2 separate regions of the Homo sapiens genome follow, and region 2 is linked to region 1. The links are chromatin loops, found by intact Hi-C in ENCODE. Cell type or tissue: heart left ventricle. All regions are shown on one strand. Each heading gives the region's core, and the rest is flanking DNA. Links, peaks and the distances in the headings are about the cores only.

Region 1 (16,388 bases), core at 4,070-12,069:
TGAGAATTTTAGTGTGGAAGTACTGTGCCTGTAATTATTCTTATTGTTTAAAATAATTATTATCAGAAATCTAAATTTTTATTGAGCATTAGATTTCAGATAAAAGCCAATATTACTCAATATATGATTATTTAACATCGATAACAAAGTTCACTTTACACCTTTTATAGAATGCTATATATGTTAAACTTTGATCCCTTCAGAAAAATTCTTAAAAATCTATCTGGTGAAAATTTCAGATAACTTTGTATCATGCTAGGGTCATGAGAATCAAGTCATAAAAAAACAGGCAAACAACAGAGACTTTTAAATCTTTCGATTACTTTAGTAAAGGTAATTTTTACCAGTTAATATTTTTATTTAGGTTAAGTTAAAATATTATCTGTGGCTATATGCCTAGAAAATGAAATGATAAATAATATAACTTATTGTAGAATATTAAAAAATTAGTAAAAGTTATATAAAATTTAAAATTTCTGTTTCATTCTGAATATTTGTTTGAAAATAAATTCCATATCTTTTTCTTACTTTAAACATGTATTCTAATCGTATATATTTGAGATGTTATCTTTTTCTTATTTAAACATGTATTCTAATTGTATATATTTGAGATGTACAACATGATGTTTTAATATATATATACATAGTGGAATGATTACTAGAGTCAAGCCAAGAAACATATCCATCATCTCACATAATTTTTTCCATGGTAGAAGCATGTAAAATCTACTTTTCTAGCAAATTTCTGGTATACAATACAATATTATTAACTGTAGTCCTCATCCAATACATAAGACTTATTCATTTTATATAATTGCAACATGGTACTCTGACTTATATCTATTTTCCCCATGTTCCCACCACCAGAAATCAGTATTTTACGATTGTTTCTATAATATACATTTAACTAATTTAAAACTCTACATATAATTGAGATCATGCTTTAGTTTTCTTTCTGTGTCTTGCTTATTTCACTTAGCACAATGTTTTCCAGATTTATCCATTCTGTTGAAAATGGCAAAATCACCTTTTTTAAGGCTAAATTTTATTTTTTAATAAATTACTATTTTTTAATTCATTCATCTAGTGGCAGAAACTGAGGTTTTTCCATAGCTTGGCTATGGGGATTAATGGCTCAATGAACATAGATGCACAAATACAAGGTACTGATTTCATTTTCTTTGGATTTATACACAGAAGAGAAATTGTTGGGTCACATGGTAATTATAGATTTAATTTTTGAAGAAGCCCCCAATTTTCTATAATGACTGTATCAACTTACATACCCAACAACAGTGTACAAGCATCCCCATTTTTCCACCACCTCACCACCACTTATTGTCTCTTCTCTTTTTTATAATAGTCATCCTAATAGATTTGAGGTGATATTTCATTGTTGTTTTGATTTGCATTTCTCTTGTGATAACAGAAATTGAGCACCTTTTTAAATACCTGTTTGTCATTTGTAAATCTTGAGGAATAGATATTTCTCAAATGAAAACATACAAAATGTCAGTTCCTTTGCCCATTTTAAAATTAAATCATTTGTTTTTTTGTAATTGAATTGTGAGAGTTTGTTATATATTTTGGAAGGTAACTCTGTTAGATATATGGTTCACAAATATTTTCACTCAATCTCTGGGATGCTTTTTTGTTTTGCTCATTGTTAATTTTGCTGTACAAAAGCCTTTAAATTTAATGTAGTCTACTTGTTCAGTTTTGTTTTTGTTGCTTGTACTTTGGTGATCATATAAAAAATCATTGCTGAGATCAATGTTGTCAAGCATATGCCCTATATTTTCATCTAGGTGTCTCATGTTTAGGTCTGTCATGTATGTTAAATTTATTTTTACACATACGGTCCAATTTCATTCTTTTGCATGTGGATAACCAGTTTTCTCTTCAGCAGTTATTTAAGAGATTCTTCTTTCCTCATTTTTTTTTTCATAGTGCCCTTGTTGAAAATTAGTTGATCATACATGCTTGGGATTATTTCTGGGCTTTATTCTGTTCCACTGGTCGGCATTTTCATGCCAGAGACATACTATTTTGGTTCCTATGGCTTCGTAGTATCTTTTGAAATCAGGAAGCGTGGTGCCTCTCGTTTTATTCTTTGTCTTAAGATTGCTCTGACAATTCAGGAACTTTTGTGGTATTATACAAATTTTAAGATGTTTTTTCTATTTCTGTGAAAACTGTCCTTTCAATTTTGATAGGTATTAAACTAAATATATAAGTTACATTGGGTAGTATGAACATTTCAACAATATTAATTTGTTCAGTCCATGAGCACTGAATATCATTTTATTTGTTTCTTCTTCATTTTATCAGTATTTTATAGATTGCAGTGTACAAATTTTTTATCTCCTTAGTTAAATGTACTGTTAAATATTTTACTCTTTTTGATGCTATTATAAAAGAGATTGCTTTCTTAATTTTTTTTTGGATAGTTATTATTTAGGTGAAGAAGTGCAAATAATTGTTGTATTTTAAGTTTGTATCCTGCAGTGTTTCTGAGTTCATTTATTAGTTCTAACATTTTTTGTGTGATCTTTAGAATTTCTACGTGAAAGATCATATGATCTACAAACAGGGATAATTTTACTTCTTTTTTTCCAATTTTGATGCCTTTCTTCTTTTCTTGTCTGATCACTCCTGCTGGTACTTCCAGTATAATGTTAAGTACAAGCGACAAGAGTAGGCTGTGGTTATTTATAGTACCTTTTTACACTAGTTATCAGTTATCAGTGATCTACACACCACTACTACAGCAGTAGAGTATACTCAAGTTGATTATATATTTACCTGTACCAGTGAATTTAAACTTTCATATGGTTTTATGTTACTAATTCTCCACCTTTTGTTTATGCTTAAAGAACTCCCTTTAGTATTTATTGTAAGGCAAGTCTAGTGGTGATGATCTCCCTCAGCTTTTGCTTATCTGTTACTGTCTTTATCTCTCCTTCATCTTCAAAGAATAGTTTGTTTGTTGTAATACTCTTAATAATTTTTGTTGCTTTTTCCAACTCTTTGAGTTCCAGTCTCTCCTGTCCTGCAAAGTTTTGCTGAGAAAACTTCTTTAACCGTATCAAAGTTCCCTTGTCTGTAATATGCTTTTTCAATATTGTTGCTTACAAAATATTTTCTTTGCCTTTGATTTTTGACAGTTTGATTAAAATGTATCTTGGGGAACTCTTCTTTGGATTGAATCTGATTGGAGATCTTTTAGTTTCATGAATCTGGATATTCATATTTTTTCTCAGACTTTGGAATTTTTAAGGCGTTATTTCTTTTAAAAAAGCATTTTACACGTGTCTCTATTTTTCTCTCTCTTCTTCAGAAACTCCTAGTATGCAAAACTTAGCTGTCTTAATGGCTTAATGGTATCCCACAGATTCTGTAGGCTTTTTTCATTCTTTGTCATTTTTTCCTGTTTTTTTCTCCTCTGACAAAATGATTTGTTTTCAAGTTCACTTATGCTTTCTTCTACGTAGTACAGTCTGTTCTTGAAGCTCTCTGTTTGCATTTATTTTACTCATTGTATTCTGTAGCTCTGAATTTTCTGGGGTGCTTTTGTATTCTAACTCTTTGTTGACATTCTTGTTTGTTCCTGTATTTTTTCCCAGAATTCATCAAAAAATTTACTCTGGATAATCTTATAGTTCACTGAGCTTCTTTAAACAATTCTTTCTAATTGTCGGGCAATTTATGGAACTCCAATTCTTTGAGGCCAGTTATTGAAAAATTATTTTCTTCCTGTAGTGATGTCATGTTTCCCTGATTTTTTGTGATACTTGTCACCCTGAAAAGGTGCTCATTTGAAAAACGTAGTCACATTTTCCAGGCAGTATATATTAGTTTTGGTAATAAAAAGCCTTCATCTGGTGCCAGGGGAAATGGGTCACTCTGGGGCACACTGTGGCCACAGATCTAGTGGTGTAGGTTGCCAAGTTTGTGGGTCTGTGGTGACTCCAGGTCCAGCTGGACATGGTGTCATATTGAGTTAGACAACTGAAATCTGGGATGTCAACAACTGTGTGATCCTTGGTGGTGAGGGCTGTAGGAGGTCCACAGTGGCCATAAGGGCTCTTAGTGTCCTTAGCAACAACTTGGGTTCAGCAGCAAGGTGCTGGGGCAGGAAGTGAGGGGAGCCAGAACTTGTGTGTACACATTCTGCTGCAGATGTTGGCTGACAGCACATGCGTAGCAGCAGAGTGCCAGCTGCAGCCTTGTGCATGGTGGTACGGTACAGAATTAGAGGCAGGGGCTGGAGTAAACTGTGGTGCGTGAGTTTTGTTGGAGGCTGGTAGTATGCATGTGCACAATTGCAAAGTCAACTGTAGGCTGGCAACAGGGGTCAGACCAGCTATGTGTTTGTAGGTTTCTGAGGGCATGAACTGGAGTTGTATATGCACATTCAACTACAGGAACCAGCTATGACTTTCAGCAAACATTAGGCGGTAGAGTTGGCTGCTTTTGCACATGCAGCTATGGAGGCTGGTGTTAGTGGCATGAACGAGCCTACATACAGGTGTTAGCTATTGGTGCATGGCAATGGGGCAAGAGCTTACACTGGGAAATCCCAGGTCATTTGCATGCACATGCACAGTGGCTATGCTGGGTCCCTAGGCCAAAGCACCCATAGCAGCAGCATGTTGGATGGCTCTGGGGAAAGAAAAGGGAGAAGGGTGGTTGCTGTTCTTTCTCAAGTGAACATTGAGCTCTTTCAGAGTTATTTTCATTCATAAATAGCTACCAAATTCTTGTTCTTTGTGGGAAAAAGCAATGCTGGGACCTCCTACTCTACCATCTTGCTGAAATTGTACCTTCATTAATGATTCTTTTCAGTATCAAAGCTTTTTCTTCTTCATATGCCAGGCTTATCATATTGATTCATAATGTTTTCTGAACAAAGAATTATTCCAAGTTGTTTTATGTATTGTTCTTAATTGTAGAACTTTTTCAGAACCACTGCACAATTGCTTTGGCTTTGGGGTATCTGAATATATTGAAGAGAGTAATTTTAATGAATCATCTGTTTTAGCAGGACACTGGTCAAATATCACCCACAAGAGAATGTTAACATATTTAATCACACTAGTCAAATTCTACGTACCCAGTTTTGATAAACAGCTTTGAGTGGGGAAGACAAAGAAAATTAACATTTATTGAGTACATGAACTCTGATAGATATTAATTGACACAACTAACCTAGAACATAAATATTACTATCCTCATTTTATGGGTGAGGAAACCGAGGCTCAGAGAACTTTAATTATTGGGTTAAGGTTAGACTTTAAGTTTAGATACTTAGAAAGTAACATAATTGAGAATTCTCTTTAGGGGTTCCTGTCTCTAAAACCTATTGATGTTCTTTCTCTTCAAACATACTGCATCTAACACCGTTTCTAATCTAGCAGAGTTGAATTGTTTTCTAATCTAAAAAAAGTTGGATGTATTAGTTTATATTCTAAAATGTTGTGGCACTGTTCATTTGTGTCTGTTGTAAAGAGCTACTAATGTGGCCTCTTTTGGGCTCTATGATTAGCTGAGAGATTTCTACAGGTCCCCCCACCTTCCTCTTCTTTTTTGAATATCACTATAATTGAATTTTGATATTTCCATCTTGAAAGTCACCCAAAGAGGCCTCTAAAAGATGACTCTGGTGCACCCCCTTTGCAAATATGATTAACTTGGGCTATGCCATCTGACAGGGTTAGCCCCAGTGTTCATCAAGGCGTTTCTTCTGAAACTTCCCCTGGCTCATCTCTCCATGTCCACGTCACTCCCAATATCCAATCATTTGTCAAGCACTAATGTGATAGTAGCCATAGGAGAGGAAAAAGGTGGATGGATTTGAAAGGTTTCCAGGCATGGTGGCTAATGCCCGCAATCCCAGCACTTGGGAAGCCAAGGTGGGTGGATTCTTTGAGTCTAGAAGTTCAATACCAGCCTGTGCAACATGGCAAAGCCCCATCTCTACAAAAAATACAAAAATTAGCCAGGCATGTAGTCCCAACTACTAGGGGGCTGATGTGGGAGGATCATTTGAGCCCAGTAGGTGGAGGCTGCAGTGATCTGAGATCGTACCACTGCACTCCAGCCTGGGCAACAGAGCAAGACCCTGTCTCCAAAAATAATAATAATAATTAATTAAAATAAAACGTTTAAAGTAAACAGCACTGAAAGAATGATGTAGCTAGTCCAGCTGTGTGGAATACAGTAACATTGTCTTTTGCCTCCTCTCATGTCTCTGCATAAACATAACTGGGCTACAGGACCAGTTAGGTGCTCCCTAAAAATATTATCATTGTGCCTTCCATTTTTCCTTGTAGCATTTCCCATATATTTTCATAAATAGTTGTAGGTACACAATCTGTTTAGTGTCTATCTTCCTAATGGATTCAATATTCATAAGGGAAGGCAAATGAATTTTGCCTTGTGGAACACTATTCTATTCCAGTATATAACATATTACCTGACACATACTAGGAACTAAAAAAAATTTGTTGAAAAACAAACAATTCTGTAGTCCCAGCTACTCGGGAGGCTGAGGCAGGAGAATGGAGCCGAGATCGCACAACCGCACTCCAGCATGGGCGACAGAACAAGACTCCGTCTCAAAAAGATAAAAAAGAAAAGAAAAACAAACAATTGATTGTTAGAATCTAAATATTTCCCCTGCTATCAAATTGATTTAGTAAATTTTAACTTTTGATTTTCTATAATAGTTATGAAGTATTCCTAATTTATCTTCTAAGAGTATTCTATTTCCTGTCTATGATCTCTGCTTATGTGCAAAATTCTTTAATTGTTTGTTTGTTTTTCTTTTTGTCTCTCTTTTAGGGGCATTATGTAGATTGTCTCCAAGTTTACATTAAAGCTTGCTGTTTTGAACATCTCTCATGCACCACTTTAGATGCCCTAACCTTCTCCTGTCTTTGTTTGTTTGTTTTTGTTTTTTGTTTTGTTTTGCTTTGTTTTTGAGACAGAGTCTGGCTCTGTCGCCCAGGCTGGAGTGCAGTGGCACCATCTCGGCTCACTGCAAGCTCCTCCTCCTGGGTTCACGCCATTCTCCTGCCTCAGCCTCCCGAATAGCTGGGACTACAGGTGCCCGCCACCATGCCCAGCTAATTTTTTGTATTTTTAGTAGAGACAGGGTTTCACCATGTTGGCCAGGATGGTCTCGATCTCTCCTGATCTCATGATCCACCTGCCTCCGCCTCCCAAAGTGCTGGGATTACAGGCGTGAGCCACGGCGCCCGGCCGTTTTTGTTTTAAAAGATACTATGTTTGTGAAAGTAACTAAGTTATCATTTCTTTCCTATTTCCTTAAAAGATGAAACTATGCAAAAGATGTTTTAAAATGGTCTCGAATAAAAAGAGATTGTGAAATTTCTTTGGAAATCAGTGCTTTCCAATTATGTGTCTTTTGGGAGTAATAGCAAAATTTAGGCATAATCTTATTCCCAATACAAAAATCAAGTATTTTTAGAATTGTGGGAAATTTAAAACATTTGATTACACTCTTCAATAGTTGAAAATAATCTCAGAAATACGTGAATTTAATATAAAAGAGAAGTCCAAGAATAATACATAATTTTACATTGTATTTTCAAAATTGCATATTCATAATTAATAAAATATCCCTTTAATTTAAAAGGGGGAATCATTTTTTAAAAGAAAATCCATCTCAATGTTATAAACATATCTGTTGTATAAAGGGTTAAAAAACCCCTAAGCTTTAATTTGTAATCTCATTTGTTTTAATGTGGCTTTTGCATCTCTAGATCTTGATTTAATTGCAACTTGTGCCACTTCACGGGCAATTTGCCTGGATAATGCCTGCCCCCACTTCCCCTCCCATTAGCTGAGGGGGTGACTTGGATTCGGACAGTCAGAAGTTATGCTCCATAGGGCGCCAGTTCCTTATGTCACTCTTCCTGCCTCCCTGCTACTACATTACTTATGGTTAGTTTCACGCTGAGCACATTTTATTCCACGTTAGTACCCAGTTATTTTTCAGGTGGCTTTGCAGAACAGATGTTCATAAGTGAGTTTCCATCTTTCTTCTTTTTCCTGAATATTTTTCACAAAAGACTCCCTTGCTTTTCTTCATTTAGTCCAGAAGGAAACAGAAAAAAGAAAGAAAAGAAAGACTCATCCTAATTATCCTAAAAAATTTGTTTCTTAGATATCTTCCTATATAATTAGTTCCCATCTATTTCTCTTGCTATATACCTTTGTTGAAAAGAAATTTGCTTCATGGTTTTCTTATCTATTCCAATGCATAATTTTTTTTTGCCTGAAAATTATGTTTTTATTTTAAAATTTGATATAGATGGCTATTACATAGCTCTGTCCGCATCATCTGCATATACTGCTTCTATTCCAGTTTTCATCCAGACCTAAGCCTGAGGTCATGAGTTAATCTTCAAGAGAATTGGCTTCTTTATTCCCTTCCAACTCTTTCTGTTGCTCCTGTTTTAAAGTTTAAATGTCATATGTCCTCACATTTGCTCTTTGTGACTTGTCATCAGTGACTTGCATTCTGTCTGCGATTTTAACAAATTAAAAATAATCTTAAATTTCTCTCTGAAATCTGAAATCTATTCACTAGGGAGAGACACTGCAACCTTTGAAAGAAAATGAAAAGTTCTTCTCTTAGTTCTTCAAGAGTAAAATAGAAGCTTTTAGATCCAGAACCAATTAGATCTCTGGCCTTCCCTCTCTGTTGCTAATCTCGGCAAAAATCCCAGTGTACAATTAACTACACACATATTGATCCCCCAGGACATTACAGTTGGAGTCAATTGGGAGTTTTCAGGACTAAAAATCATTTACAAATCGAGGTTAAAACAAACAAACAACAACAACAAAAATAAACATTTGCAGAGTAACCACTTATTTCAAATATTTGTCAATAGTTCATTCTATAGGTAAAAATTCTTATTTTGATAAGAGTTTTTTTTTTTGAATCCTAGTCCACTTTTTATTTATTCCATATGCCCTTGAACTAAACTCTTGGCAAAAACTTTACAGATTGTAAGCCGGGTGGGGAGAAGACTGAGTGTTAAATCATGAGACAATTAAATTGATCAATTACAATTCAAATCATCTCTCTCTCTCTCTCTCCCTCCCTCTCTCTTTCTCACACAAAAGAATTTGTAAAAGCAGAATAAAAGGCTTCTAAATAGTTCCACAATAGTAGATTATAAACTTTAATTATTCTTTCTCAAAAACTTCTTTAAAGGAAAGAGAAGTAGAAATCTTTCCCAAATGTATTACAAATTCAAAACCTCTATTACTACAGTATTTAGACATTTATCATTAATAATAGTAATCTTGAATCCTAGAGCTTCTTGTAACTTTAAAGTGCTGCTTTCTTTAATAGAAAGAAAGAAAGAAATCCCAATACCCCATAGCCCACCATTAAACCAAAGTCATTTCATACCTGCAACATGCCATCAGCCATCTCTTCCTGAGAAGGAGGGCAGCATGCTGCCAATCCATAGCTGTCATTCACACACATGGCTCGTGGGCAAAGGGGGAGAAGAAGGGAGCCATTAGCCTGTAATTCTTAAAATTTACATCCTCTGTAATTTTCAGCAAAGGCTTTCCTTTTTTAGTATCTAAAATAGACTGAACCACCACTACCACAACCACTTCATGGCATTTTCCTAGAGTGAAAACAGACAGCCCAGTTAGGTATTTCAGGATCAAAAAAAAAAAAAAAGGGGGGTGATTTTGTTCTGCATCTCAACTTCCCTGTGACGGTCAAATAACAGAAATTCGTTTATCCCATCTGCCTTCTTTAATGATCATGAACAGTGACAGATCCCAGAGAGAATGTACAACACTTTCTGCTTTCCAATGCTCAGTGTCATTCTCTGTCAGAAAAAATTTACAAGTTGGCTTTCATGTTTGTAAAGTTCAATTCCCAGAATAGTAGGTTATAAATAGTGATTACCATAAAATACGCCACATCTAGATGTTGTTCCAAGAAAAAATATGGAACTGGATTTTGTTATTTCTTTTTCTGGAAATGCACAAATGTGACATAGCTGCTCCTCATTCCACTCCTTATTTTAGGGAGTTCACACATATGTAGATTATTTTACTTAAGAATGGAAGAAAACAATTCATTAGCTGAATTTTCATATAGTAGGTATGAGTCCAAACATCCTCTCAGGAGTTCATTATCTTTTCACCCTGACATTTTAAAACACAATGCAACAGGCTAGGAGAAACGAACTTTGAGTAGATGACCTGGGTTCTAAATTCTAGTTCTGATCAGGGGAGCTAGGATAAGGTGCATGGATCCCCTGAGCCTACATTTTCTCATTTTATAAATAAGGAGACTAAAACCAATAATGTGTAAGTGCAAATTCTAATAGCCTTGGATATATTTGAAGCTAATAAGAAAGATGTTAGAGATAGCAGAATTGAGTTTTCACTTTGGAATTCTTCTAAGTTTTCTGTTCTATTCTGAATAGCTCAGGAAACACTGGACAAGCTGTTTGGGCTCTCTAGCCTTGGATTCCTCATTTGTAAGACAAAGAAGATAATCCTACCCTATTGCCCATGTTGGTGTGGGAATCCACAAAGAAGGACACGGCACTGTTCCAAGTCAAGGTAAGGTGTCTATGAATGGTGACCACTGTTATTATTTCAGAAAATCAGTAATAATACCGAAAATTATGTTTCCCTCTCCTTAGCAATTGCCTTCTAGGAGAAGAGATCTTCTTTCTTTTCTAGTGTAATAAAGTATGATTTGTTACTCTATTGTTGTACCTATGTGACAAATGCATAGCAAACTCAGAAACATTCATTATTGATGAAACAAGAGTCACATACATTAATCATAATAATAAAAGGAAAAGAGAAGTGTAGTCAGTTCTGCTGTAATCCAGCATATGTGTTTCTATGCCAAATTACGCAATAAAAAACAAGCGGCTTAGGGGAGAAAAGAAGTTAGGAGAACAACACTCAGAAATTTCATCAGTGACACATGAAAGACTGGTAGTAATATAATGAAGATAGTAGCACAGTTAAATGCGTAAGGAATGCATAAATACTTCAATAAATATGCAACTTTACCTTAGAAATGAGGTGAGGCTGCTCTTGGAAGGGTTGTGACATGTAAGTTATTGTGGAGTCGTGGAAGGGGGTTATCTGAAATTGGAAGGAAAGTTCTAACACCAGATGTGGGTGTTTGTGGCTCATAACATGTGTGATGAACTGAGGTAGCTGAGAGATAGTTGACTGTGTGCCTGTGTGCATTTTGTGTATTACTGATGGGCTCAGTCCAGCCATGTGCAGCTTTCTGCCTTCTCTTGGTGTTTCTCGCTGACAAAATCAGGCATAATCACACATGAAATTTGCATTATGCTCAAATTGTTCCTTAATATATCAATTTCTTTGGAACAAATTTGTTTTCAAAACAAGCATTATAGCAGAAATGACAATATGTAGATTTCCTCAAACGTATTCCTTATAAAGATTATGTATATATGTATATGTGCATATCTGTATATATAACATTGAAGATGAAAACATAAATAGAATTCACTGAATTATGATTTTCTTTGCTATGATCATAATAAAATTATTCATGGTTGAGTATCTTTGCATAATGCTGCATTTTTTCCAGCACATCAAAGGACATTATTTGTTTAAAAATGCCAAATACTAGAAAAAAAGAATACATCTTACAAAATCCTTATAAGCACTCTTTTGATTTAAACCTTTTTTCAAGTTTCATATGTGTCTCAATTTCCAGCTTCAGTGAAAACAAGAGAGAAGGTGGTGTGGAAGTACAGATACAGAAGAGAAGAGAATAGGGTAATGGAAATTCAGTTTAAAATGCAGACAAATCTGCCGTTTCTGCTTGATAGCCTGTAACATTTCCATGTAGTGCACTTTGCATGGCAGAATAGCTACTAGTAATAGAATTCTCTCACAGTGGAGGTTAATTACTTTTCAGCTACAGCAAAATAAATTTCCTGTCAAGCTCATGGACAGGACTATGCCAGTGTCCCCATTTTTACCTTCAGTTTTAATTCAATGTTAATATCTGACACTTGCTTGCATTTAGTGGGCTGTTCCTCTGAAGAGTCGGAGCCCCAAAGGAACACTGAGGGACTGTCAGTTATGTAGTATCAAAGTACGTGTTAAAAAAGTGGTTTGCCTCTCCCGCAGTGTACCATAAAGAAGATTATCTGACCTGCCTCTTACTAGAGAAAACAGGATGATCCTCCTGGCAATGTGGGAAGTGAAACGAAACACAAGACAAGGAACCAGGGAATTCCATCTTTCCCAGTCCAAAGGGCAGCAAACCCTGGATTTCTATTGCTTCTCACACCGATTGTAGGGAGGCTTTAAGAGTCATTCGTTTCCATCAATTTTCAATTTAATAAGGCCAAGCCCACTGCAAAAAAAAAAATGCTGAACTTTATAGGATAATGTTTCAGCGGCTTCCCTTAATTATCCAGTTTGGTAGCTCAATTTTTCTCCCCCAGTGAAATATCCTGTTTATGACCATCATCGTGTCCTATCATTGGGACAGGCACTATCACAGTCTCTTAATCTGTGCCAAATTTGGCAATCCTGAAGGACAGATGGAATAGGGAAATGATCCTACTTGACTTCCTACTGTATAGAAAACCCTGTTCAGGGAAACAGGAATAAAGAATCAGGAAGCAGGCTGGGCATGGGGGCTCACGCCTGTGATCCCATCATTTTAAGAGGCCGAGTGAGAGGATCACTTGAGCCCAGGAGTTTTAAGAGTAGCTGGACAAACTAGAGCGACCCATTCTCTACAATTTTTTTAAATGAGCTGGGCATGGTGTGGGGTGCCTGTGATCCCAGCTACTTAAGAGGCTGAGGTGGGAGGATCACTTGAGCCGAGGAAGTTAAGGCTGCAGTGAGTGGGCCATGATTGCACCACTACATTCCAACCTGGCAAACAGAGTGAGACCCTGTCTTTAAAAAAGTAGGGGAAAGAAAACAAAGAAGCAGAGTGTACTCTGTTGAAAAGCCCAGACTTCATAGCTAAAATATTTGTGATTGTCAGTAAGAAAAGAACAGATATGAGAAGATATTTTCAAGTGTATTCTTCTTTCTACAATACAGCTCTTCATTTTCAGAATTCCCCGCCCTGCATTCTCTTCCCATTAAAATCTTTTAGTTCGATATATCCGAGTAGTCAACACATAAAACCTATTCTGATTTGGCTAACCTCACTATCCTTTGAAATGCTATAGCGTTCTATCTTATTCTTTACTGTGACACTTATTATATTGTCTCGTATCACAACTTTAGTTTTGGGTTTCATTTTATTTTTTATTTTTAGTTTACTGCATTTTCTAGCATAATGCCTTGCATCTAGTGAATCCTCAATGAGTTTGTTTTTTTTAATTGACTTTTCTTGATACATAATACTCTTCTAGTACAGAGGAAACTGGAGGAGGGGATGCTCCATGCATTAGAAGCTCTTTTATATCTTCAACACTTGATATTAAATTCATTTGAAATTCAAGATTCCTGTAGAAAATGATATTTGACAGTGGATTTCTGAGTGTAAAAACAGTATAAGGTGATAAGTAAATATTTATGTATGTGTTTCTGGGGACTGGGAAGAAAATTACCAAGACCCATTTTACCCTTCCCAAGGTTGAAACCAAACTGAAAATATAATACCTGAGATAGAATAATGGAGATCAGATTATCATTTTTACTAAGCATAAATGTGGCTGACATGCCACAGTTAAATCAAGCTCCCTAAAATTTCACCCCTGGACAACTTTATGCATTGTTTACAAGAGCAATAGAAACCACTCAAGCAAAGTGCATGATGGCAGAGTAGATAAACTAGGTGGGCTTTGTGGACAGGGAATCCAAAAGGCTGAGGCCCACACATATAGGTTCTCCTCTAAACTCACCAACAAACACAGTTACTGCTTTCTGGCTGGTGCAGAAAGGTCTGGGGAGGGAAATGCTTTTCTCTAATAAGAACAGAGAAAAATGTCTTAGGACAGGATGAGTGGGGAGTTACCATTCCTGCCTGAGTCACTATGATGTCCATTTTTATTAACTGTCTTTGATGATGATAGAGAATGGTCTTTGCTATTAAGGGTAAGTATAATTTGGAATTGAATTTTTTCTTAGAAAAAAATAATAGCAAGTGGAAAAACCTTAGTGAAAGTGAGGGAGAGCCCTACAGCCAGATGGAAAGGGATCAGTCTTGGTCTATAACTGCATGTACTGGACAATGCCCAGCTGAAGGAAAAAAACTCTGACAAGCGACAGAAAAATGGAACACATTTCTGAGTATTCTTTTGCCTTGAAATTTTGTAATAATTGTTCAACCATTTGTTTAGTAGTCCAGAGAAATTGCTCATCTGACAGAGTTTCTGAACCTTGAAGATAAAAGTCCTTCTCAGTCATTACATTTCTATTTGGAGTAGGGATGAAGCATGGAAAAGAAGAAATAATGTTAGAAAAATGTTCAAGTACCATTGAGGTAAAACAGTCTGTTATATATACATAACATAGTTATATGTATTCAAAAGTTGTAAACTCTGTTTATATATATGTGTGTGTGTGTGTGTGTCTGTTATATATAACAGTTGCAAACTCTGTTATATATACATAACAGTTGCAAACTCTGTTATACATACATAACAGTTACAAACGCTGTTATATATACATAACAGTTGCAAACTCTGTTATATATACATAACAGTTATATATATATAAAACTATACAATATATATTATATAATATCTATGTTATATATATATAACTTTTTCTGTAAAGAGTCAGAAATTATTTTAGGCTTTGTGGTCTATACTGTTTCTTTCCCAACTTCTCAACTCTTCTGTTATATCAGTAGCTTGAAAGCAGCCAAAGACGTAAATGAATGAGCATTGCTGTTCCAATAAAACTTTATTTATGGGCACTGATATTTGTAGTTTGCATAATTTTTATGTGCCACAAAGTATTATTATTCTTTTGAATTTTGTCAGCCATTCTCAGCTTGCAGGTGATAGAATGAGTTGGATTTGGTCTGTGGACCCTTGTTAGCAGACCTCCAAAACAAAGAGTTCACTGAAATTTGAATTCAATCTTATCCTGAGTAAACCTAGAAAATAAACTTAGTAATTAGCAGTTGTCTACTCTATAATCTACAGCTTAAATTCTGAACCAAAACTCCTTCTCCACTACTGTCAAAAAAAGTTTTGTAAAAGCCAGCGTCCATGAGATTTTTAAAAAACCTACAAAAGAAAAGAAGATGCAGATTATCCATTTTGATTCTTGCCAAACCAACATTTCATTGTATATTTGCACAGGTCTTAACCTAATGGATTTAGAATGGAAAGAAGTAAAGGTTGAGAAATTGTAGAACCTTAAGAATCAGTCTAATTTAGGGGTACAGGATAGGGACTTAGAATTCCTATGAGGGGTACCCAATTATACAGAAAAATGTTAAGCAGAGGTAAACTGATGTCATTTCTCTTCTCGCTTATTTCATGAAAGAGCAAAGGAGTGAACTTCCACTAGACAGCTTCACTACGTTCTGTGGAAGATAAAACTGGAAGTTTCTCAGGGTGTAACTAGCTCAAGCTAAATTTATTCCAGAGCTTTCCATGGGTACCACCTGAACAGGAATGGCAGGGCAGGCAACTGTTATTCATTTAGAAGCTCAACATCCCCTTTTCCTTCTCTCTTTCCATGTCACAAAGCTGCTTTAATGTTCCCTAATCTTGATTTTCTTCTCTCCTTTTCCCCCTGCTTTCCCAGGTTTTGTTCTTCAAATTAATTACAGATTAATATGTAGTAGACACAGGACAATTTTAAGTAAAGAGCAACATTGTATCTTCATTTCTTCCTTCTATTGCCCTTCTCATGGAATAAATGCTGCCGTTTGTGGTGTACACTGATACACATTTGAAGTATAAATATATACACAGAGTTATTTTAATTTTAATTATTTTTACAGTAATTGCATTATCCTATATTTTTCTGTACTTTTTAAAAGCATATTTTACTGTTTTTTATGCTGATTTATTTAATGTCAGTTATGAATATATCATGGACACCTATCAAAGTCAGTAAACAGTTACATTTTTTTTGGTTTTATTTTTTCCCTGCATAGATTTTCATGGCATGGATAAAATATTATGTATGTAGTCTGCCTCTAGTGGGTAAGCTAGGAGAAGATTTCCACTTTTTCTTTTTCCCTTATTTAAAAAAATACATGCATACTGAGGAAGTTAGACTATACGGTCTATACCGTTATTTCCATATCTAAATTTCTGCGATTCTCTGAATGCATTTCCGCTGCATTTTGCCAGGTGCTCTACCAAGAGTAGAGAGAGGAACTG
Region 2 (16,388 bases), core at 5,197-13,196, 87 kb before region 1:
AGCCATTGTGGAAAGCAATTTAGTGATTTCTCAAATAAGTTAAAATAGCACTTCCATTCAACCCAGCAATCCCATTATTGCACATATACCCAAAGGAATATAAATTGTTCTACCATGAAGAAACACGTACGTATATGTTCATTGCATCACTATTCACAATAACAAAGACATGGAATCAACCTAAATGCCTGTCAATGGTAGACTAGATAAAGACAATGTGGTACATACACACCATAGAATACTATGCAGCCATTAAAAACAAAACCATGTCCTTTGCAGCAACATGGATGGAGCTGGAGGCCATTATGCTAAACAAACTAACACAGAAACAGAAACCAAATGGCACATGTTCTCATTTATATGTGGGAGCTAACCATTGAGTCCACATAGACAAAAAGAAGGGAACAACAGACACTGGAGCCTGCTTGAGGGTGGAGTGTGAGGACTGAAACTCTACCTAATAGGTACTATGCTTATTATCTGGGTGATGAAATAATCTGTACATAAAACCCCCATGAAACACAATTTACATATATAATAAACCTGCACATGTACCTTTGAACCTAAAATAAATGTTATTTTTAAAATCTATTAATATAAATAATACTATCAATAGCAGAAAGCAACAACTTTATCCAGATTTCCCATGTCATGTACATTACCCATTTTCTTTCCTCTTTACACTATGTAGTGTATCATTTGACCCTTTTCAAAACTAACAACAAAATCTGTCAAAAAGAATACTGTTCACTTGAAGATATGCCAAGCTGTGTTTTTCTCAACAAAATGCCATAAGATTATTTTGTATAGTCTTCATTTTGACTTTCAGTTTTTCCAAGTCTTTTTATCTACTTTTATAAACATTTGCACACATTTATACAAACATTGTAAGCATTTATAGAAAATTACAAAGGTCAATAAACAACTCTAGATCGATCAATTTTGCTATTTAGTTAATCAATTTGTTGAGCAATATTTAGTAAAAGACCTTTTATAAAGGTCTATGAATCTGCAGTGCAGTTTGGGGAGTAAGAACTCACGCACCATTTCAGGAAGCTGATTATTTGGGACATAAAGGGACTGAGAAGAAAGAGTAGTTTTGTATGCTTTTGTAGATTACCCAGATGACCTATAAAGAGATTTTTGGGAAGCTCTGTGAAATCCTTTAGCCAAGTTTACTCTGGCAGCAGCAACCCTTGCTGCCTTCGCTCTGAGTGCTTTGGCTCCAACTTTCGGGAAGTAGGGAACTATTTTTATTTCCCATTGGCTTCCACACTGGAATTCCCTGACCAAGAGACTTAAAAGTCCATCAAACTGGCTTTTTCTCCAATGTAAAAAAATGTTGCACCAAAATATTATAACTTCCGATCTCTAAGACTGCTTATAATGAACATTCTCTAGATGTAGAAGCATTAGAAGTTGTAGCTCTATTATTTTTATTGTGGTTTTTAAATAACACAGTCATTCAGATTTGTTATTAATCATTTCAAATAGTCATTCCTTAAAATATTATCATATGCTTATTAACCAAGACAATAAAAATGGAAACAATATATTAGTCAGTAACTATTGCTGTACTAATAACACACTACATAGCACTAAACAATCAAACACAATATTTTCTTAAAAATGAGACTAGTATTCAGCATACTGTTCTTTTCCTGTTGTGTCTAATTTTGTTTTGCAAATTCTAAAATTTGTTAGTGAATATTTCTTGTTCATATGGAACAATCTTTGAATATTATATCATTGCTGCACCTCACTAATGATTTAGTGGACTTATAAATCATTAGAAACACTGATCTGGTTGATGATGCATTTGAGTAATATACATCATGAGGAAAAGGTGCTTCAGTGATCTATTACTCTAAAGATGGTGCTGTGTAGAATCAAATCCAGGAACACTTCTAGTTACTGCAGAGAATCCCTGCTCTGGAGAGGGCTTCACTTAAAAAAATTCACTATCTTTTGGCTAAGTTTTAACCCATTGTTAAATATTTTGTCATTTCACTCTATTTGTTTCCAAAAGCAGACATTCAGACAAATATATCATAGTATAGAGTGAAAATTATTTTCTTTCTTCATCAAGAAATGCATTGACAAAAACATTTTGGATTTTCATTGAATATTAAGTTTCTATATCTGTTAGTGATACTATATGAGATCATACAATACAGAAATGTTTTTATCCTCAATATTAATCATCATTTTGCATACTCTAAAATAGCAATACTAGAATTATGTGACTCTGGAGATACATTTACAATCACTATTAACCAAGAGCCAGATGACTACTGTGTGAGCTGTAGTCTTTAAAATAGAGTAACTTAAAAAGAAGTTCTCAGAGATCATTCAATTGAATTTTGAGCCCTACATGTTTAAGACATAGTTTATTAATCTTCTAATTTTTCATTGTTTTCAAATATTATTCTACTCTTAATTTTCTACATGTGAGAAATAGAGTGTATTTTTTTTACAATAACTCATTAAGTAATAGACTCAAACTCTAAAGTTGAATAGACAGCGCTTTATTTTCTATTTTTTAATAAAAATAATCAACCTGACAAACTAAATGAACACTTTATACACTTTTAATATTAGTATAAAATGATACCATCAAAACCTTATACAGATGCCTTACTCTATGTTGTGAAAAGAAAGTTCTGAGTTTTGCAGATTCTTTCTCTGATTCGGATGCCTATTTAATTAATTTGATTAATCACTGCTCTAAAATAACTCAATGCCTTGGATTTTAGAAAAATTGACCCAATAGTCCCAAAGAAGGGATAAATCTCTTTTATTTCCCTCCAATATACTCCACTCCCACCCTTCCTAATCCAGGACCCATCTAATTTTTGCCCAAAGCTGGTAGGCAGAAAACATATTCATTATTTTTAGGATAAATCCTGGTCTCTACTCAAAAAGAAATAACTGACTCCTTGATCCACAGTGGACAGTTACTATAGCCAGAAGGTATAGTTTTCAAGAGTGCGAGTAATAGAGTGTTAAATCACACGTGTACATTTACAGTCTCAGACACATGCTATTTAGCCCTAGTAATATCTTCTGTGTTGGGGGAAGAGAACATCATACTGACCCACCTCCCATTGCAGTAGTCCAGTACCTCTCACAGTCTTCTGTCCGTATGTAGCACATCTTGTAAGAATAAGCAATAGTTCTTTGGCATAGGACAGCTCAAATTCAGATTAACAAAAATAACATAATTTGTTTTATGTAATCTAAAGAGTCTTAAGTACTTCATAAATTTGCGTCTATTTCTATCATGAAGCACAACACTTAACATATTTATAAATTGCCCATTTGGTTTACCTTCAAACCCCTCTAACTTTTCCAAGGACAATACAGGGTACTTACTTTAAATCTGTTTCATTAAACAACCTGATAAAGTGATTTTCCCAGTATAAAGAAGCCCTTAGCTCCAAAAGGTAAATTCCAAACATTTTTTGGATGGTATAAAATGCTTATGATTTTGAAATTGGCAGTTTTTCCTGCTAGGCCTTACGGGATGTCTCATTATACAAGCTTCAGGAAAGAAATTTAAACTTATTTGAAAAAAAAAAAAAACACTAAGAATGCTTTTTAACAAAGCACAATAATTCCATTCTAGTGAAATATTAAACAAATACTTCAAATTATAGGAAAATCTCCCCTCAAATATATTCACTGATATATTACTGAAAATAATGAAATAATATAAACAAGCTTAGTATCCAACAATAGGGGAATAAAGGCATACCCCAAGGAAGATCGGAAGATCTTTCCAGCTAGTGTTTTCTAAAAAGAATGTCTTCTGGCTTTCGATATTGAAACTTCATATAATACATTTTTCTTTTATTATAATGTTTTTCAGTCATTATTTATAGAGGTAAATTTTATATTTATCTCTGTAAAACACGATACACCATTTTTAAGCAAAATTTGGGGTAAATCTTACTACATTTTAAGTACATCTGTACCACGGTCACACATTTTGTAAACCATACTGAATATCAGCAAAAAGCTGTTGTATTGTGGATGTGGCTGGCCATAGGACTGGCATCTCAGGGTCGCATCCGGTGTGACACTGAGCTTTCCTTAAAAAAAAATTCGATATTGTTTTAGCACAAGATAAAAAGCTTATAACTGCACTTAACGAGAATTAAGTCAAAGTCCCATTTTGCAACGTTTTTATCTTAAGTGCCCATTACCTCCATGAAGATTTAGCAAAGCCTTCCTCTTCAATAGTTTCCACAGACATCTCTGTCATCACTTCCTCTGAGACTCATGATTTGTCTGAAGTAAGACTCTGATCATCATCTCAACTTCACCATTACATCTGTAATCAGTGACAATGAAGTGTCAACCATCCTTACCGTCTTTCTTCTGAATTTTCTTTAATTTTTAAGGCTTCACTTCATTAGTGAGCAAACAGTTTATTTCCAGATATTACCTGGTTTTTACTGTGAAATGTGCATTTCCATTATAAATTTTGTCATTGCTTAGTGTTCTTTGCTGGGCTGTATTATAAGTGTTTATCAAATGACATGCAAACTCTACAAGAATAGCATTTAAATTGTTTATCAGCAACTTTATCAACTGTCCAGTGTATGAGATGTTTTAAAAATACTTCTAACATAAGAGTTTGTTTTTTGCCCATCATCAAGTTCAACATGGATTTGAAGGGAGCTCTGCTGTCATTTAACCATTGAGACGCCCAGGTTCACAGAGATATGTTTATGAACAGAATTGTATCCTGCCCAGAATTCATATGTTGCAGCCGTAACCCACAGTACAAACTGTATAGGCTATATTTTGCTTTATTTTATGTTAATTTATTGTATTTGGCAGATATTTCTTTTTTAAAACAAAATTGAAGATTTCTGACAACCCTGATCAAGAAAGTCTATTGGCATCATTCTTAAAACCACATGTGCTTACTTTGTGTCTCTGTGTCCCTGAGCCACAAAAATATTGAAATAAGGCCAATTAATAAAACTACCATGACCTCTAAGTGTTCATATGAAAGGAAGAGTCACACATCCCTCACTTTCAATCAAAAGCTAAAAATGATTAAACTTATTGAGGAAGGAAAGATGAGACTGACTGAAAGCTAGGCCTCTTGTGTCAAACAGCCAAATTTTCAATGTAAAGGGAAATTTCTTTGCAGTATTTGACTCCAGGTTATAAAGCTAAAATATAAAATGTACTACACATCAAGTCTGTACTGTAATTAGCAAATGTGCTTCTTACACAGGTATGGGTTAGAAATTATGGAACTAAGTTATATGTATATTAAATTGAACATATAAATATGCTGTAGATAATGATAGCTAGCCTTCTCATTGTTGAAGAAAGAGGTTACAAATAAGACAGAAGAAAAGAATGAATTCTGTGTTGCTGGATTGAAATTGGAGGAAGCAGTGCGATCTCATGGTTTTAAATTATTGATACAGATAGTATAGCAGTTTCCCATTACTGCCATATGAAATTAGCATAAATGTAGCAGGTTATGACAACAATGATTTGTTATTTTATAGTTCTGAAGGTCATAAGTCCAAAAGGGCTGGGTTAATATCAAGGTGTTTGCAGGGCTGCATTTTCTTTTAGAAGATCTAGGAGAAAATCTAACTTGCTTGCCTGTTTCAGCTTCCAAAGGCTGTCTGCATTCCTTGGCTTGTGGCTCCCTTCCCCCATTTTCAAAGCCATCAGCATAGCATATTCAAATTTCTCTTCAATTCTGACCTTTCCTTCCCCTGTCTTCATTTATAAAAACCCTTTTGATTACATTAGGTCTACCCAGATAATCCCTCCCCACTCAAGATCCCTAACATATCACATAAGTCTCTTTTGCCACATATGGTAACATGTTCACAAAAGTCTGGTTATTAGGATGTAGACATCTTTAGGAGGCCTTTCTTCTGCCTACACAGATAGACAGCTCAGAAATAAATCTCCATATGTATGTATCTGCACAGGTCAAAATTTTCTCTCTCTAGATATATTTTCAAGCTTTGACTGCTGAGAGGGCCTGGCAACAGAGAAACCACAATAGCAAACAACACATCTCCACCTCAGATCTTAGTTCTGCAATAACATTCTTCAATGAAAAGAGCTCAGAGCCTTTGAAGAAGCTGTTGATTTCAGAGCTGTAGCACTGAAAACACAAGTTGAGCCTAGAACATTCTGTGGTGCTTCCAAAATAGAAAAGTTATCCAAAATAACGGAGGCATAGTAGAAATCAATCTGAAAGAACCCCCATTGGCCAAAACTGGAAATAACTAAACAACAAAATAAGTAATGATTGTATTGGATTACAATCTATAAAGTAAAACATATACCTATGTGTCTATTCTGAATGAAGTTGCCAGTTAAAATATAAGACACACAAATTTTAATTGCAGCTAAACAATGTATGAAAGTATATTTCAAATATACATGGGACATACTTATACTAAAATTTATTTGCTGCTTGGCTGAAATTAAAATCTAACTGGGTGTTCTGTATCTTCATTTATAAAATTAGGCAATCACAATCCTGATATAAATAAATAGCTGATTGATAGATATAAGTAGATGAATGACAGAAAGATAAATAAGCAAAGACAGTATTTTATTGCAGAAGGATACTGATTAATGACTATAAGCAAAATGAAAGAAACAGAAAATCACCAACAGAACACCATAGAAATATTTGTCTCAGAGAAGATTAAGTTGATGGCTACTAAAATTAGTGGGTTAAAAGTCTGTGGAGAAACAAGATACAAAGTCCCAAAAAGACTCCCCCAAGGTATTTATTAACCAGAAAGCAAACAATGGCAACTCTAGGTTGATTTATCCCCCCATAAACTATTCCCATCTTCGAACCCCAGGTACCTATGAATGTGATATTATTTGAAATGGGGTCTTAACAGATATAATTAAGTATCTTGATATGAGATCCTGGATTTAGGATAGACATTAAATCCAATCACAGTCATATGGTGCTTAACAACATTTCAAACCAAAACAGACTGCATATGCAATGGTGGGCCTATAAAATTATAACAAAGCAGAAAATTTCCCACTGCCTAGAGCCATCCTAGCCATCGTAAAGTCATAGTGCAATGCATTACCATGTGTTTGTGGTGAAGCTGGTGTGTAGTGTTTATAAAGTCTACAGTAGTGTACAACTGTGTCCTAGGCATTCTAATTCACTCACCACTCACACACTGACTCACTCAGAGCAGCTTCCAGTTCTGCAAACTCCTTTCACGGTAAGTTCCCTCCACAAGAGTACCATGTTTATCTTTTATACTATGTTTTGACTGTTTCTTTTTTTATGTTTAGATACACAAGTACTGACAATTATGTTACAATTTCCTATAATATTCAGTATAGTAACATGCTGTACAGGTTTGTAACCTAGAAGCAACACGCTATGCCTTATAGCCTAGGTGTGTAGGAGGCTATACCATCTAGGTTTGTGTAAGTTCATTCCGTGATGCAATTTTCAGAATGTATCCCTGTCATTAAGTGACATATGACTATACTGATGTCTTTATAAGGAGAGGAAAACTGAAGACATGGGGTTTGCATCCTGGAAAAGAAGGAAACATTAGGGAGAAAAAGAATGAAATCTGAATAAAGTCTTTAGATTAGTTAATAGTATTATGACAATGGTAATACTATTTCCAAATATTTCTTTTAATATTTATCAAACAAATATTAGAATATTTACCAAATTACTAAGTATTTATTTTAGTAATTATACTATAGGTATATCAACCTTTAGGAAAGTGGGGAATAAGGTATAAGAGACATCTCTACTATATTTCAACTCTTTTGTAAATGTATTTTTTTGAAAATACAAAGTATTAAATAAAAATTTTATTGTTGAGAGCTAACTGAGCAGTTTCATTTGGGTGTTACCGTTAGAAACAAGACTACCCTAATTGCTTTTAACTGGGGTATAGGATAGGAGAGTCAGAGTACTATGGACTGAATTATTTGCCCTCAAAATTTATATGCTGAGATTCTAACCCCTGTACCTCAGAAGACAGGACCTTTAAAGAGGTAACTAAGTTAAGAGGAGCCCATTAGGATGGGCTCTGATCCAATCTGACTGTTGTCATAAGGATATGAAGACACTGGAGAATCACCAAGAGAAAAGACCCCATGAGGACACAGTGGAAAGGCAGCCACTTGCAACCCAAGGAGAGAAGCATCAGGAGAAAGGGAACCTGCCGACACCTAGTTCTTTGGTTTCCAGTTTCTGGAAATATGAGAAAATCAATTTCTGTTGTTTAAGCAACTCAGTTTGTGGCAGGTTGTTACGGCAGCCGTAGCAAACAATTGCACAGCTAGTATAACCTCTTGCCCATGGAAGCTGTGGTGGAATCCATGCAGGCTTTGAATAAGTTAACATCTCCCAATTTCCCCTTGTTTATCTATATTTGAAGAATAATACTTATATTTAAGCCTGTTACGATTATCAGAAACACTATAGCTAACAGCATTTTTTTTTTTATGAAGAGAGAAGCAATTTTTTGCTAAGCATGAAAGGGGGCATTCAAGTTCAGAGCTTGAGGGGCAGAGTGAACGTTTTGAAGAGACATGACAAGAAACAGGAGATCAAAGAGTAGACATAAAATAAAGTATAATTCCAATGAACTCCATGACTAAATAACATCCCCAAGTAGTTAATTTGCTTGTATCAAAACCTAATTACAAATGCCCTTTGTGCCATTTGTAATTCAAGCTTCTTTTTGTCCTTTTACAAAGCAAATCAAATATGCAATATATATTTATTATAGGTTGGCCTCTAAAAGTTAGACAATGGAAGCCTTCAGATATTTGACACCGAGTTATCTAATTAGTGTCAGTAAAACTTAAAATATACACAATTCACATTAGATAATGTATGTTAAGAGAGAACTTTCAGAAAAAGGCTAAATTGTAACTCCCATATAAAAAGAACATATGTTAAAGATTGTATTTAACTCATGAGGGAAGCAGGCAGATGTTACCAATGGTTCAAAAGAGAATCTGAAAATGGAAACAATTATAGATCAGGAATATTAAAATGCAAATGCATATGAGAGAAAAGTAGTTTTTCCTCTTCGTAGGAGGAAGACAACTGAACCTCCACCAGCCAGGATAGAATTTACATGCCTGTCAATGACATACAACTTAAAAAAGTAAAAAAATCACTCAAGAGATAATGAAAGACTTGAATCAGATAACTTGAATCAGTGTCCTCCCAACAGTGCATATACATTTTTCTTTTTTTTTTTCTTTTTGAGACGGAGTCTCGCTCTGTCATCCAGGCTGGAGTGCAGTGGTGCGATCTTGGCTCACTGCAAGCTCCGCCTCCCAGGTTCATGCCATTCTCCTGCCTCAGCCTCCTGAGTAGCTGGGACTACAGGCGCCCGCCACCACGCCCGGCTAATTTTTTCTGTTTTTAGTAGAGACGGGGTTTCACTGTTAGCCAGGATGGTCTGGATCTCCTGACCTCGTGATCTGCCCGCCTCGGCCTCCCAAAGTCCTGGGATTACAGGCTTGAGCCACCGCGCCCAGCCCATTTTTCTTTTGGAAGCATAAATTTCTTTCTACATATTTAGACAGAGGTCCTAATGTATCTGGAATTGGTTCCTTCCAGTGGGTTCTTGGTCTCGCTGACTTCAAGAATGAAGTCGTGGACCCTTCTGGTGAGTGTTACAGTTCTTAAAGATGGTGTGTCCGGAGCTTGTTCCTTCAGATGTTCAGATGTGTCCGGAGTTTCTTCCTTCTGGTGGGTTTGTGGTCTTGCTGACTTTAGGAGTGAAGCCACAGACCTTCGCAGTGAGTGTTATAGCTCTTAAAGGTGGCTCGTTCCTCCCGGTGGGTTCATGTTCTCGCTGACTTCAGGAGTGAAGCTGCAGACCTTCCCGGTGAGTGTTACAGCTCATAAAGGTAGTGCAGACCCAAAGAGTGAGCAGCATCAAGATTTATTGCAAAGAGCGAAAGAACAACGCTTCCACAGCGTGGAAGGGGACCCCAGCGGATTGCTGCTGCTGGCTCGGTGGCCAGCTTTTATTCCCTTATTTGGCCTGGCTCATGTCCTGCTGACTGGTCCATTTTACAGAGCGCTGATTGGTCCATTTTACAGAGTGCTGATTGGTGCGTTTTTACAGAGTGCTGATTGGTGCGTTTATAAACCTTTAGCTAGATACAGAGCGCTGATTGGTGTGTTTACAATCCTTTAGCTAGACAGAAAAGTTCTCCAAGTCCCCACCCGACCCAGAAGCCCAGCCAGCTTCACCGCTCACTAACATGCTGTTTCTTTAATGAAATGTTGGTGATACGTCAAGGTCAGGATATTTTGGGGTATTCATAGGCCAAGAAAGTTAAAAATAGTTCCAGTGTGGCACATCCTCATGACTTCTGAAGAAGCTTCTCAAGTGGGTCTCTTTTAGTCAGCTATTTTTTTCTTCCTACAAAATGCTCAACAGTTTAGATATTCATGGTATAACCTCTATAGAGCCCTGTTCTGAATCTTATTAAAAGATATGAAATAAGCCTGAATGTAGACATTAAATATAAAAGTGTATGTAAAAATTTTAATTATTCAACTAGAGAATCAGTATGTGTTTTTGCTCTATGAGTAACATTCTAAAGTGAGTAAAAAAGATGGCTTGGAAAATAGACCCTAATAGAAAGGTTCAACTAGTTAGTTTGCCTTTTGTTTTCATTTCTGCTTTAGTCTGGGAGAATCAGTAGACCTAAAATAAGTCTTTGAAAGACACCAAAAGGTGCATTGTAGTAAATTATTTTCCATAGCTACAAAGGGCAGAAAAATAGATCAGTTCAGATTTCTTATGAAAAATGCACATTAGAATACATAGATATAGTGGTGTTAATTTTTAAACAGCTTACTGAAGGAAGTTATTGATATCCCTTCCTTGCTTTAGAGTCTAAAAAAGAACCATTTGCCGTTTATCTAAAGTGGCCTAAAAATAAATAGAAAATGAGTAAAAAATAGGAATCACCTAGGAAATTGTATAAATATTGCAAAGAACCAGCTCATATTATTCAGACTCAATAGGTAAGCAGTGAAGCCCAAGGATTAGAATTTTTATGACGGTTTTCACGTCATTTCAATGTACCTGTAGGTGTGGAATCAACTTCACAAGTTGTCCTCAGCCCACTTTTATTCTGACATATCATCCTATTAACCTCTCATAACATTCGATATAAATAATTCTGTGCAATATAGCTTCATGTGAACAGTGAAGTGGGAAAGGCAGAAATGTACCAGTAATTCCTGGATTTTCAAGTTTCAGAAAACCATTACAATCCAAAATGCAAAACGTATGTACCTGGAAGAGGAGATAAGGATATCTTCAGTCGGGTGCCTTCTCCTGTTTTCAGTACGCATTCCCTAATAATCTATCCGTAGGCCCTTGAGACCCTGGCAATTGCCTTGGAATATTGGCAACCTGGCTCTATCTTGCTATATTGTATTTTTACAATGTTCTTATTTTATTCATTAGTTTTAGCAGGTCACAATAATTTGTTTTGCTATTTATAGGCACTCAGGATACATTCACGTACTTTGCTGATAATGAAGTACTTTCTGTTTTACCAAATATCAGACTCTTGCATTTAAAATGTTTGTCTACATATCCCCTTTAGTACTTGTTTTATTTGCTCCGAAAGTGATCATTTTTTAAAATTTTATATTTTTAAAAAAGAACAAACTCTTACAGGTCCCATTTAATGAAGAAGTCATTGTAACAGATAAAAATTTTCCATCTGCAATTTTGCTTAGATAGTACCTGTTTTTAAAATGTAACAGTGAATAGTTCACCTGGGAAAGTAAATGTTTAACTGAGGATTTTTCATCATTACATGTATTCAGAACAACACAATTATTAAAGGGAACTAACCAATTTTTTTAATTTAGTGAATCTGGAAGGTGTTTTTCTTGCCTACTGTTTGTCAAGATCACTTAAGAGATGAAAAATAACATAGTGCCAGAAGGACAGAAACATTGAAAGGGAATGAGCAGTTTTGACAATAATAATAGATGAGTGTTTTGTGAAAATAGGTTACAGGTTTATCATTAATATTAAAGCTGCAACTCAAAATAAATGGGCACAATTTACAATAATCATTTACCATAATTACACATACATAGAAGACTTTTCTATCTCCAATAATCTCAAACTGGAGAGAGTTGAAGTTAACATTTCAATGAGAATGAACTTCAGTGCAGAACCACACTACAGTTATGACTAACTTAGACTCAAATGAGGTTCAACTGAGTTATTATTATTCCATCCAGGGTAACTTCACCTCAAATCCTCCCTGGACATGCAAGAATATTGTGGTAAAATAATAATAATAAATAAATAAATAAATAAAACTTACCAAATAAAAATGTCTTTCCCGGCTCTAAATTTGGTTTTTTCCTATACTTGTAAGGAAAACAGACCCCAAAGTGGCTAAGACCAGATCTGATATTAGAGGGAAGAAATGAGCTTATTTATGTAAAGTGCATAGCCCAGTTCCTAAATGACAAGTAATCACTTCATGGTAGTTATTGTTTATATTTGTTAATATTCACCAACTTTTCTTTGCTAAAAATTGCCTTACGTAAACAAATGAACCAATAAAACTAAGAGACAAACAAAAAAAAAATCTTCCTGGATAAGCTCTCTGGGCAGTCCTGCCACTGGGATTGTACTGCCCACATGCCAACATTGCATCTCCAGGAAGGTCCACACCATTCCCATTGAACCTTATTTATTTTATACTAAAAAATAAGTACCTCTCCAAAAATATAAGTAGTTTTTGACTGAAAATTATTTTAAGTGTATGGGTAAAAGTGTATGGACAATGGCTGAAATGAAATATGTACATATACAAAAAGAAAGTGGTTCTGAGAGTGAATGTATACGTGATTACATCTTATTCTGATTTTTTTTGGTTAACTTTTCTTGTCCATTTATTTTCTATGCTTCCATAACAAATGACAACAAACAAAATGGCTTGAAACAACAAATTCATTACTTTACAATTCAGAAGATCAAAAAACCTAGTAGGCATGAGTCTCACTGGACTAAGATAAAGGTATTGGCAGGGTTGTGTTCCTATCTGGAGGCTCTAGGGGAGAGAATATCTTTAGTACTCTTTCAGGTTGTTAGCAGAATTCAGTACCTTGCAGCTGTAGGACCAAGGTTACCATTTTTTGCTGCATGTAAGCTGAAGGCTCTTCCCAGCTTCTAGCGGCTACCGGCATTTGTGACCCCCTTCTTCCATCTTCAAAGTTAGCAAGAAGGTGAGGGGGAGTCAAGTCCTTCTCATATTGCATCTCTCAGATCCATCTTTCTGCCTTCCGCTACTACTTTTAAGGACTTAAGTGATTAAATTAGGCCCATCTGGATAACAACCCAGGATCAGGATAACCTGCCTATTTTAAGGTCAGGTGATACATAATCTGAATCCCATCTATAGCTTTGGTTCTCTTTGCCATCTAACTTAATAGAGTGACAGATTCTAGGGGATTAGGATCTGAACATTTTAGGGAATCTTTACACTGCCTACAGACAGTAGGTAGGCTTTTGACAACAAACTTTCAGAGTAACAGAGCCCAAATTTTGTACACCCAGTATTGATTTTACCAACTTTACCCATCATCTCTTGTTGCCAATTTTACTCTCTGATTTCTATTACCTATCTCTAAGTAAATAGCACAGTCTCTGCAATAAATCACAATTTCTCATGGTCACAACCACTCATTCTAGTTCTGCAAACAGTCTTACTATCTCTTCAATGTTTTTCAATCCATTTCTGACTTTGAATATCCAATTACTGCTATAGTACAAGCTCATATTCTTTTGATTCTCTTTATATATATATATACTTTAAGTTCTAGTGTACATGTGCACAACGTGCAGGTTTGTTACATATGTATACATGTGCCATGTTGGCGTCTTGGTGTGCTGCAGAAAAATTTCTACACATTAGTGAGTATATTCTGTCTAAAATGATTTTGTCATACTATCATTTTCCTGGTGAAAACCTTTCATAAGTACACTGTTTTCCTAGGAAAATGTACTGCTTAGCTGTCCTCTTTTTCTCTCATCCTTTACTTGACTTTTCTATTCAACAGCCAAGACTTGGCTTATCTATCATTTCTTTGAGTAGGAATCCTCACTCTTCCATTCTGGGTAAGGTACATCTTCTCATTCTTCTATACTTACCTCTCACAATATTTATCACACTGTTATCACCATAAATTTTCTTATCTATTTCTCTCAATGGATTGTAAGCTTCTGAAGAGCAAAGTTGTGCCTCTTATCTGACTTGAGTCCTTGAGTTCAGTTTAGAGCATGGCAACTAGTATGTATTAATATCCAATAAATATATGCTGAATGAATAATTAATAGTGATTAATATTATGTCTACCCTGTCTAGTCACATGGAATTCTTGAGGTCTCAGAGGCAAGGAATCTAGAGGACATTATGCTAAGTGAAATAAGCCAGACACAGAAAGAAAAATATTGCATGATCTCATTTACATGTAGAATCTAAAAAAATTCAAATATACAAAATAGAGGATAAAATGGGCATGGAGGCGGGAAAATGGGCGAGATGTAGATTCAAGATTACAAAGTAGCAGATACGTAAGATGAACAAGTCTAGAGATCAAACGTACAATATTAGAACTATAGTTAATAAAGTACTGTGTTTGGGATTCCTATCAGATGGATAGATTTCAGTAGCTCTTTCTATAAAAAGAAAAAATGAGTAACTATGTGAGATGATAAATATGTTAGTATGCTTCACTATAGTTAGTAACTCCTTTAACTATCTATATGTATTTCTTATATCATGTTACATACCTTAAATACACACGATAAAATTTAAATACATACGTACATAAAACAAAGAGGCAAAGTATGAGAAAATTATTTGGAAAACATATGCTACACTCATAGCTTTATACATTTTTTAATTTACAAATAAAAGATTTATTGTTAAGTATAATATATTAGCAGTCAATTTGCCTTGCTTTCCAGCACGTCTATACTTCGCAGAAAATTAAATATTTTAAAAGCTATTTTTAGAAACTTTATACTTGCCAATCTTTGTGTATTATGTACTAGTATTACATGTCAAACAAGGCAGAGAGATCTATTATGGTAAACCTACTTTCATATCTGCCTGGGGTCACAAGTCTCTTTCAGTACTAAGGCATGGACCATGTAGTGGGAATCCTGACATGCTGACAACATATTCCTATTAATTTAATAGTTGAATGAATGCCAGTTTAGAAATCAATGGATAGTTGCTCTATTGTATTTCAAACAACTGCTCCTCTGAAAGTGTTGAATATAGAGCTAAATAAAATCAGAGTACCAATACAAGTAGCATAAGACATCTGTCTTTTTATTTGAGCTGTGGTCAAGCTTGGGAAAAAAGTTTAGTTGGTTATTAATCTGATTATATCGGAACACTCAGTAAGCATCAGAAAATTACTATCTTTTCATTATGCCTGGATTTTATGAATCTTTCCATATGTCCTTTTCAAACTAAGGGAAGGGTGATCCTGAAAACAATTCTTCCAAAAGTACAGTAGTCGTTTACAAAATAAATATAACAAAAAATAACTTTTCTTTTTTTTTTTTTTTTTGAGATGGAGTCTCGCTATGTCGCCCAGGCTGGAGTGCAATGGCACGATCTCGGCTCACTGCAACCTCTGCCTCCTGGATTCAAGCGATTCTCCTGTCTCAGCCTCCCTAGTAGCCGGGATTACAGGTGTGCGCCACCATGCCTGACTGATTTTTTGTCTTTTTAGTAGAGAAGGGGTTTCACCACGTTGGTCAGGCTGGTCTCGAACTCCTGACCTCAGATGATCCGCCTGCCTCAGCCTCCCAAAGTGTTGGGATTACAGGCGTCAGCCACCATGCCCAGCCAAAATAGCGTTTCAATATACTAATAACTAATTAGAAAGCACAATGAAAATAAATTATAATCTTCACTAGCAATGAAAATGTATATTTTCTCAAAATGAACCAGAAAATTATAATACTTTTCTAAGTCATCCAATAATATTTGTATAAATGGAAAGATATACCATGCTGATGTATAAAGACTTGCAAATTGTTGGATTTTAATTATCCCTAAAGTGATTTACAGTTGCCATCTTGAATTTTATTCTAAATTGACTTCCAATATTTATTAAAGTTCCAAAGCAATTTTTAACCTAACAAAAACTGTTAAATGTTACTTGGAGGAAAAATTGAGAAATGGTAAATAATAAAATATATAAAAACAAAAACAATGAGAAAGTACCTGTAGTATTGGATATTCAACTAAAATATTTTTTCAAAAATTAAGATAAGGATGGTATCAGATAAGGA

Evidence for each region. Peaks named below come from ENCODE experiments on the same cell type or tissue, not always from the same donor. Only the 100,000 strongest peaks of a DNase experiment are listed, where the experiment ranks them.
Region 2: it touches region 1 in a loop (32-fold over the local background); 2 of 110 quality-filtered maps call a loop at or near these places.

Annotation. Positions count from the first base shown.
Region 1 is chr7:9,950,789-9,967,176 of GRCh38, forward strand. LOC105375146 (a long non-coding RNA gene) reads left to right here and starts at 10,162. Exons shown (of 4, transcript NR_187856.1): 1 at 10,162-10,377; 2 at 10,497-10,635. In heart left ventricle, for the core only: no CTCF peak of the experiment used is centred there; no DNase peak of the experiment used is centred there.
Region 2 is chr7:9,862,582-9,878,969 of GRCh38, forward strand. It overlaps LOC105375147 (a long non-coding RNA gene), which reads right to left. Exons shown (of 4, transcript XR_927026.2): 2 at 4,209-4,336. Among named protein-coding and RNA genes, the nearest start is that of MGC4859, 910 kb to the right of the region's middle. In heart left ventricle, for the core only: no CTCF peak of the experiment used is centred there; no DNase peak of the experiment used is centred there.